Regions from separate parts of the Homo sapiens genome. Here region 1 is linked to region 2. A link is a loop called in an ENCODE intact Hi-C map of the cell type or tissue named here. Cell type or tissue: A673. All regions are shown on one strand. Each heading gives the region's core, and the rest is flanking DNA. Links, peaks and the distances in the headings are about the cores only.

What was found. A loop is a pair of places that touch in the nucleus more often than their neighbours do. Peaks named below come from ENCODE experiments on the same cell type or tissue, not always from the same donor. Only the 100,000 strongest peaks of a DNase experiment are listed, where the experiment ranks them.
Region 1: a loop joins it to region 2, with 18 times the contacts of the local background. A loop is called at or near these places in 3 of 110 quality-filtered maps.

What each region holds. Positions count from the first base shown.
Region 1 is chr12:43,442,372-43,446,771 of GRCh38, forward strand. ADAMTS20 (ADAM metallopeptidase with thrombospondin type 1 motif 20) reads right to left here. Exons shown (of 39, transcript NM_025003.5): 15 at 4,224-4,341; 16 at 1,420-1,512. Among named protein-coding and RNA genes, the nearest start is that of ADAMTS20, 110 kb to the right of the region's middle. In A673, for the core only: CTCF peaks have their summits at 2,760 (motif pointing right) and 2,961; a DNase peak (open chromatin) is centred at 2,780.
Region 2 is chr12:44,929,260-44,933,659 of GRCh38, forward strand. No RefSeq gene overlaps it. Among named protein-coding and RNA genes, the nearest start is that of NELL2, 55 kb to the left of the region's middle. In A673, for the core only: a CTCF peak has its summit at 1,942 (motif pointing left); DNase peaks (open chromatin) are centred at 402 and 1,912; H3K4me3 peaks cover 447 bases; H3K27ac peaks cover 2,310 bases.

The sequences.
Region 1 (4,400 bases), core at 262-4,261, 1.5 Mb before region 2:
CTCAGCCTCCCGAGTAGCTGGGATTACAGGCATGCGCCACCATGTCCGGCTAATTTTTGTATTTTTAGTAGACACGGGGTTTTGCCATGTTGGTCAGGCTGGTCTCGAACTCCTGACCTCAGATGATCCACCTGCCTCGGCCTCCCAAAGTGCTGGGATTACAGGCATGAGCCACCATGCACAGCCAACATTTCTAATTTTTAAAGTTGAGAATAACCTGTGATCCAGTCCCAGAAAGATATATTTGTCTACATTTGGAATCTAAGAGATACCTATTAAATTATTTATCTCCAATATGGTAGCATATATCTATGTAAATGTACTGAAGCAATATTTTTAGCACAAGGAAAAGAATTTCAACTAAATGTAAAAGGCTAATAAATCAAACTATTTATGTTTGATTTTAATAAATATTTTGCATCTTGTATTGAGGTGAAACTGATATAACATAAAATTAACCATCATTAAACGAACAGTTCAATGGCATTTAGTATATTCACGATGACGTACAACCATCACCTCTATCTAGTTCCAAAACCTGTTCACCCCAGAAGGAAACCTTGTACTCATTAAGCAGTTGTTCCCCTTACATTTGGCTTTATAGTTCCAAATGCAATTCCTGAGATAGGCTGTTCATTATAGATTCAGATTGCCAGTTACATAAGTTAATTATTTGAGTCAATATTTCACATCTTATTAATGTACAGCAGATGCTTTCTCAATATCAGCTCTGCACCATTACCTACCTACTCCAGCTTGGTGAATTATAGATAACTCGCTATTAAGATATTTCACAGGCAGAAGGAAAAGGTTTTTAAAGCATCATTTTCATGTTTGTGTCTAAAGTGAAATTCTTTAAGCCTGAAAGCTAATTTCTAAAAATAAATAACATAAATTAAGTTTATACTTTAGAAATAGCTAACAGACAATATACTGTGACTACATTCATTAACATATAAAAATGTGAAACCACAGTTCTTTTTCTGACTTTTTTAAATACAAGAGCTTTTACAAAACTGTATTTAAATACTTTAGCTACATAGTAAAAAAAAATTAAGAAAATTATTTAAAACATTTAACCCCAAAGAATTCTACAATTAATATTAGACAAAATGATAGAAGAGAATTTTATTCTAAATACACATGCAACTAATTGAATATAATTTCTGGTTATCTAAAATACACGAGAAAAAAACTGAAAACAAATTATTGTTCAGAATTTCATTAAGTTTTTTTTTTTTAAGTAATACATTTTTGAGTGCTTAAGAACATATGTATAGGGAGCGCTAAGCTCAGTATGAAATGAAATTGCATGCTTGCTAAAGGGACTCCTGTTTTCCAAGAATTCACATCAACTACAGACTTCCATGAAATTGCACATAAGCCACATACTGGCTGTTGTTTACGAGAAATGTTTACCAAGGTAACTGTCATCTGGTTGTCCAGAATAGCTGTACTGACGAATGTCAACGTTTGTTGCTCCTGCGGGAATCTTTACAACAACATTATAACCTGCAATATAATTTTACATATGTTAAATTTCACAAAAAGCAGATGGCCCAGAGGTTATTACTGCTGAATGGATGAAAAATTCGAATAGCATAGTCAGACTTAATTTTGTTGTGTCTTTACAAAATTACACAGTGGTTATTCTTTTTGAGTCAGTACCTTACACAAATTACTGAGGATTGAGAAAAAGTGGTTGTTGTCAAGAAACAGAGTTTAAGATTCTTAACTTTTCCTAATCTTTTCCTACTTCTAATATTCTTAATATAGAATGGAATGAAGCTAGTATTTTAGCTCCTGAGACCCTTAGTACACATACCCATTTTTAAGCTTTGTTAATGCTTTTATATTTTATACTGGGAAAAAAATAGAAGATTTCAAATACAATTCACAAGTCCAGGAGATATTAAAATAATTGGTCATTGCTATGATATATTCACACAGACTCAGTAAACAGCAAAATAATGAAATTTTTCAATTTCATTATTGAAAAATCATAAAAAAAGAAAAAGTTTAAAGCTCAAGTTTTAGTTTGTAGTATAAGCAGGAATCTCTTCATCTATTCCCCAAATTTTACATTATTTTTACAAGAATACTAATAAACTTGTTATGAGAAAAGTAAAAAGTTTACTCAAGTGAAATGAATGTAATATTTCCATTTTATGAAGCCAAATTCAGCGACATTGGCACTGCTCAAAAGAGGAAACATTTTATCTAACATATATTAAGAAAAAACATTTTCATGAAAACTAAAAACACTCACATTACATAGTTGTCCAAATACGCAGGTTTTTAAATATACAATTAGTTATACTCTAAGGATATTATTCTAAGTTTTTCCTTTTCCTTATTTATTAGGATTTCCTCCTAGTTAACTGCACCATGAGTAAAAAGTAATTTTTCTCATACACTACCTTTGATAAATATGGAATTAACTTAAGAAGACAGTTCAAAAAGAGCTTAAATTTACAACCCTAATGTCAGACTATCTTGCATGTGTTTTAGAGCAGACTTATTTATATCTAAGGCATCACATTTTTAGTGTAAGACGATAAGAAATAGTTTCATGATTCGGTATACACTATATGCCTACTGGTTGTAGGTTATTGACCTACAAGAATAATTTTAATTAACCTCCTTTTCACTATAAAATATTCTTACCCACTACTTTTACTATTTATATCTTTACTATTTATTATATTTTTTTCAAGAAAGCAAGCCTAAGGCATTGCAAAGGTGACAAGATGAAGGCTACCACCAGGGGGCAGAAATGTGACAAATGCTAATCAGACCTTGCAAATGAGTTTAACGCATTGTTCTATTTGCAAACTGATTAATGCACAGTACAATTTTCACAAGATTACATATTTGATCTTAATTTGGTTCATGTGGCTTTATCCTGGAAAAAATATTTTTCAGTAAATACAGACTGTAATAAGTATGTGCCATGCATTATAGAAGGGAATCAAATGTGTGTAGCTCCCAAGAAATAACTAGAAAAATCATATATCAAATCATCTAGTAACCGAGATTTGTAAATATCAGAGTATAAAATGTACTATGTTTTTCACATACATAAAAACATAAATATTAAGTTTTAAATTATACTGTTTTAATGGAAGTAAGTAACAATTTGAACACACATGAACACAATTTAAAGCTGAACAGTCAGACTGTAAAAAATAGGCTAGGTGTGGTGGTTCATGCTTGTAATTTCAGGACTTTGGGAGGCCGAGATGGAAGGATCCCTTGAGGCTAGGAGTTTGAGACCAACCTAGCAATACATTGAGACCCATCTCTACACACACACACACACACACACAAATTAGATGGGCATGGTGGTGAACACCTGTAGTTCTAGGTACTGGGGATGAGGAGGTGGAAAGATTGCTGGAGCTCAAGAGTTCACAGCTGCAATGAGCTATGATTGTGCCACTGTACTACAGCCTGGGCAACAGAGTAGCACCCTGTCTCTAAATAAATAAATGAATAAATAAGGTTGTAAGAAATAAATTTAATTTGCAAAGAAAGTTTTAAAGATCTGCTTTAATTATCATAAAAACAAAAAAAAATTGCCCAGAAAACATTACAATGGAAAATACTTTACATAGTCTCATGATATTTTGGAGAAAAATTAAATTATGGCCAATATGTGATCCAGATACTGCCTGGAAAATCAAATGTGACAATAATTCTGAAACATTTAATTCAGAAAATATATAAGATAATGGTTTCACCCTTCACCTTCAATCAACATTTTCTATGTACTATTAATAAGAAATGTAACAGATAGGTCAAGTCATACCAAAAAAAGAAAGTGATTCAAGTAATGAAAATATTTGAAAGCAAGTTTCCTGGGAAAAATCACAAATATATACATTTTAGGTTATAGGGAAAAAACCATTTCATTAATGGGAGGATTATTCACATATCACACATCACAGTCAAATAGCACTGAATTTACTCTAAGAAATGCACCTAATACATTTTTAAGAATCAGATTTGCCTGGGGCAGGTGAATTCATTAATCAAGGATACATCTGGTCTAATACAGTATTTAATTTTTTTATATTTAGGAAATTTTTCCTTAACAATCATTTTGGACTAAGGGTATAGAGTAGACAAAACAGTAACAAAGAATTACTGTTACACCTTCTTTACAGACTCCATTATTATACTAAATAAAAGCGAAATCTAGAAACAAATACACAACTTACCATAATGAGAACTGTTGAAGACACCTGTTATTGTCTTGCATGAAGAGTTGTCCCCACCACACACTCCACATTTGTCTATCTTGGCACTGGAGTTTAACACGTGATCACAACCAGCTGCCTTCAAGACACAATTACAATCAATATTATAAGAATGACTAATTATGAAGAAAAGAGAGA
Region 2 (4,400 bases), core at 200-4,199:
TTTAAGTATTTTTAAAATTTACGCAGAGTTCACCCAGTAGAACCTAGGTGGGCTTGTACTTTATACATTGAAAAAGTGAGATGTGGGCAATTTAGGGGGTAAAGAGGAGGAAATAAGAGCTTCCCTTTTACCCCAGTAGCCCTTGTCTTAGCACTTTGCTAAGGAAACCTCTGGCTTGCAGCCAGTATCATGATAACTTGACAAGTCCCCTTTGCAAAAGTCCTTATTGTGCCTTACATAAACAGCACAATTAGAAAGCCTGACCTACTCCTTACACATTACAAACAGAATATTTCATACTAAAATTGGCAGACTTCACTAAAAGCTACCTGACATGGCAGTTGCAAATACAATGCACGTTAGTGGTTTAAAGTGCAGGCTCTGGAGTCATAAGAACTTGCCTTTAGATCCCAAGCCCCACTCACCAGCTGTCTGACCCCTCATGAATTATTAAATTTCTCTAAGCATCAGTATCCTCATCTGTGAACGCAGAATAATGCTACCTGTTCCATACAACTATTGTATGAATTAAATAAAGGCATGATGTGCTTGACACATAGTAGGCTTTCAAAAACATAATTAGTAGTAATGGAAATAAGTGTATACATGGCTAAACTACTTAAAGCACCAACTAAAAGAACAAACATATCTGCTAATGTACATTCAGAGCTTTTAAACTTAATCATGGCTTTTCCACCCACTCACCACTATAAGATCAAAATTGAGAGAAATAGATAAAAATGAACTACAACCTGTCTTCTCTTGCAAGAGTTTTCTAATTAGCACACTAACTAATTCACTCCTTACAAATGTGCTATTCATAAACACAAACTGTTGTCTCAGACACTGATAACTTACGTGATTTTGTGAATGTAAATGCATTACAAATTGATTTTAATTAGACATAATTAAGAATTACACACACTAATTTACTTGTTTTCCCTTGATGTTTGGGCTTTTTACTTAATAAATTTCTGATTCTAACAAGGAGACTGTGTTAGGGCATTAATTAAAATCTTTAGTATTTGGGGTCAATATGTAATTTTTATTAAACTTACCAAGTATGATCAAAGTGAAACTTAAAAATAATTCACTGCCAAAATATTTTAAATACAAGTCTTCCAAACTTATTTTAAGCAATGTTTGTTTTTTGAAAGGAATAATAAAATTTTGTTTTCCTAGCAGATCCAATTAAAACTGTCCTTTGCACATAAAAGGGCTCAAAATCATTACTATAAACTGATTCAAATGCAAATTTATCTGGGAACTTTGGCAAGTCTTAACTTCAAAAGGATACAACTAAAAAATATTTAGAACAAAACTGAGATGCAAATTAAACACTAAAATATTTACTAAAAAGAAATTAGTCCCATATCTAATATGTTTTTCTGCACAAGACTAAACAAATTGAATTTTTTAAAACAGAATTTAATAGAAGACCCTCCTGTCAGATCAGACAGACCCAGGTAATGCTGGTATTGCTGGGCTATCATAAAGAAATGGATTAAGCCCTATGCAATAGCTTTAAAAGTTATTACAAAAGACATAGAAATATCCAGTGAGTTAAGCAGCTCAGATTTTGAACACCCAAAGTAGTACTAAAAAACATTAAAATTCTATCCATAAGCTTTAAAAAATAATTTCTAATTCATAGCATATAAACAAAGGGTAGACTATGTTTATTTAAGAAACTGCACAAAAATAATCATATCTCATTTCTGGTTATAATTTGTTGTGTACTAATTCCTGTTATTGACTCTTCTATGGCTATTACCATGGACTTCTCTAAAATATATAGTAAATCAGGCCTATTATGAAGTAACAGCCTTACATTCTTTCTTATGTGTCACTTTTATACAAAGGAAGGAAGGGGAGGATACTTTTAAAAATAAAACCCTGAGCTGCTCTATTCCAAATAATTGGAAGAACTACAGCGCCATCTTGTGGAATAAAGTAACTAATTAGTGAAATGCTTTGATTCTGTTAGGAAAAAAATTGAATTTCTTGGCCATCAACTCTAGTTTCTTTTAATGATCTATTATTTTACAACATTTTAGTCTGGAACATCTGTCAAACAGCAAAAACTACTATTATGCTAGAACACTAACGTATATAATACAGTAACCAGGTGATTTATGGCCGACTATGTCACAGATAAAGAAAAATACAAAGTTAATATTATACGTTGCCCTGGAACCAAAGAAAGAATCTGGAAGTTTGGACTTTTGTGTCCTTTTTCAAAAATTGAAAGGCAACAAGAAAACCCTTAACATGGCTGAGGTGCAGTTTCTGAATATTTATTAAAGGAGCATATCCTTTAATACCCATAATCAGAAAGAAGGAAGTAAGTCAAGGAGGCTTGGGAGGAAATAAGGTTGGGTAGTTGGAATCAGAATGTTTTTATTTCTTTCTTCTTCTTTGTTCAATTAATAAAATTTCTTCTGGCAGCCAAGATGGCCGAATAGGAACAGCTCTGGTCTACAGCTCCTAGCATGAGCGACGCAGAAGATGGGTGATTTCTGAATTTCCATCTGAGGTACCAGGTTCACCTCACTAGGGAGTGCCAGACAGTGGGTGCAGGACAGTGGTTGCAGCACACCGTGCGCGAGCCGAAGCAGGGCAAGGCATTGCCTCACTCGGGAAGTGCAAGGGGTCAGGGAGTTCCCTTTCCTAGTCAAAGAAAGGGGTGACAGATGGCACCTGGAAAATCGGGTCACTCACACCCTAAAACTGCGCTTTTCCGACAGGCTTAAAAAACGGCGCACCAGGAGATTATATCCCGCACCTGGCTCGGAGGGTCCTACACCCACGGAGTCTCGCTGATTGCTAGCACAGCAGTCTGAGATCAAACTGCAAGGTGGCAGCGAGGCTGGGGGGGAGGGGTGCCCACCATTGCCCAGGCTTGCTTAGGTAAACAAAGCAGCCAGGAAGCTCGAACTGGGTGGAGCCCACCACAGCTCAAGGAGGCCTGCCTGCCTCTGTAGGCTCTACCTCTGGGGGCAGGGCACAGACAAACAAAAAGACAGCAGTAACCTCTGCAGACTTAAGTGTCCCTGTCTGACAGCTTTGAAGAGAGCAGTGGTTCTCCCAGGACGCAGCTGCAGATCTGAGAACAGGCAGACTGCCTCCTCAAGTGGGTCCCTGACCCCTGACCCCCAAGCAGCCTAACTGGGAGGCACCCCCCAGTAGGGGCAGACTGACACCTCACACGGCCGGGTACTCCTCTGAGACAAAAGTTCCAGAGGAACGATCAGACAGCAGCATTCGCGGTTCACGAAAATCCGCTGTTCTGCAGCCACTGCTGCTGATACCCAGGCAAACACGGTCTGGAGTGGACCTCTAGCAAATTCCAACTGACCTGCAGCTGAGGGTCCTGTCTGTTAGAAGGAAAACTAACAAACAGAAAGGACATCCACACCAAAAACCCATCTGTACATCACCATCATCAAAGACCAAAAGTAGATAAAACCACAAACATGGGGAAAAAACAGAGCAGAAAAACTGGAAACTCTAAAAAGCAGAGCGCCTCTCCTCCTCCAAAGGAACGCAGCTCCTCACCAGCAATGGAACAAAGCTGGACGGAGAATGACTTTGACGAGGTGAGAGAAGGCTTCAGACGATCAAACTACTCCGAGCTACAGGAGGAAACTCAAACCAAAGGCAAAGAAGTTAAAAACTTTGAAAAAAAAGTAGACGAATGTATAACTAGAATAACCAATACAGAGAAGTGCTTAAAGGAGCTGATGGAGCTGAAAGCCAAGGCTCGAGAACTATGTGAAGAATGCAGAAGCCTCAGGAGCCAATGTGATCAACTGGAAGAAAGGGTATCACTGATGGAAGACAAAATGAATGAAATGAAGTGAAAAGGGAAGTTTAGAGAAAAAAGAATAAAAAGAAACGAACAAAGCCTCCAAGAAATATGGGACTATGTGAAAAGACCAAATCTACGTCTGATTGGTGTACCTGAAAGTGACAGGGAGAATGGAACCAAGTTGGAAAACACTCCGCAGGATAATATCTAGGAGAACTTCCCCAATCTAGCAAGGCAGGCCAACATTCATATTCAGGAAATACAGAGAATGCCACAAAGAAACTCCTCGAGAAGAGCAACTCCAAGACACATAATTGTCAGATTCACCAAAGTTGAAACGAAGGAAAAAATGTTAAGGGCAGCCAGAGAGAAAGGTCAGGCTACCCACAAAGGGAAGCCCATCAGAATAAGAGCTGGTCTCTCGGCAGAAACTCTACAAGCCAGAAGAGAGTGGGGGCCAATATTCAACATTCTTAAAGAAAAGAATTTTCAACCCAGAATTTCATATCCAGCCAAACTAAGCTTCATAAGTGAAGGAGAAATAAAATACTTTACAGACGAGCAAATGGTGAGAGATTTTGTCACCACC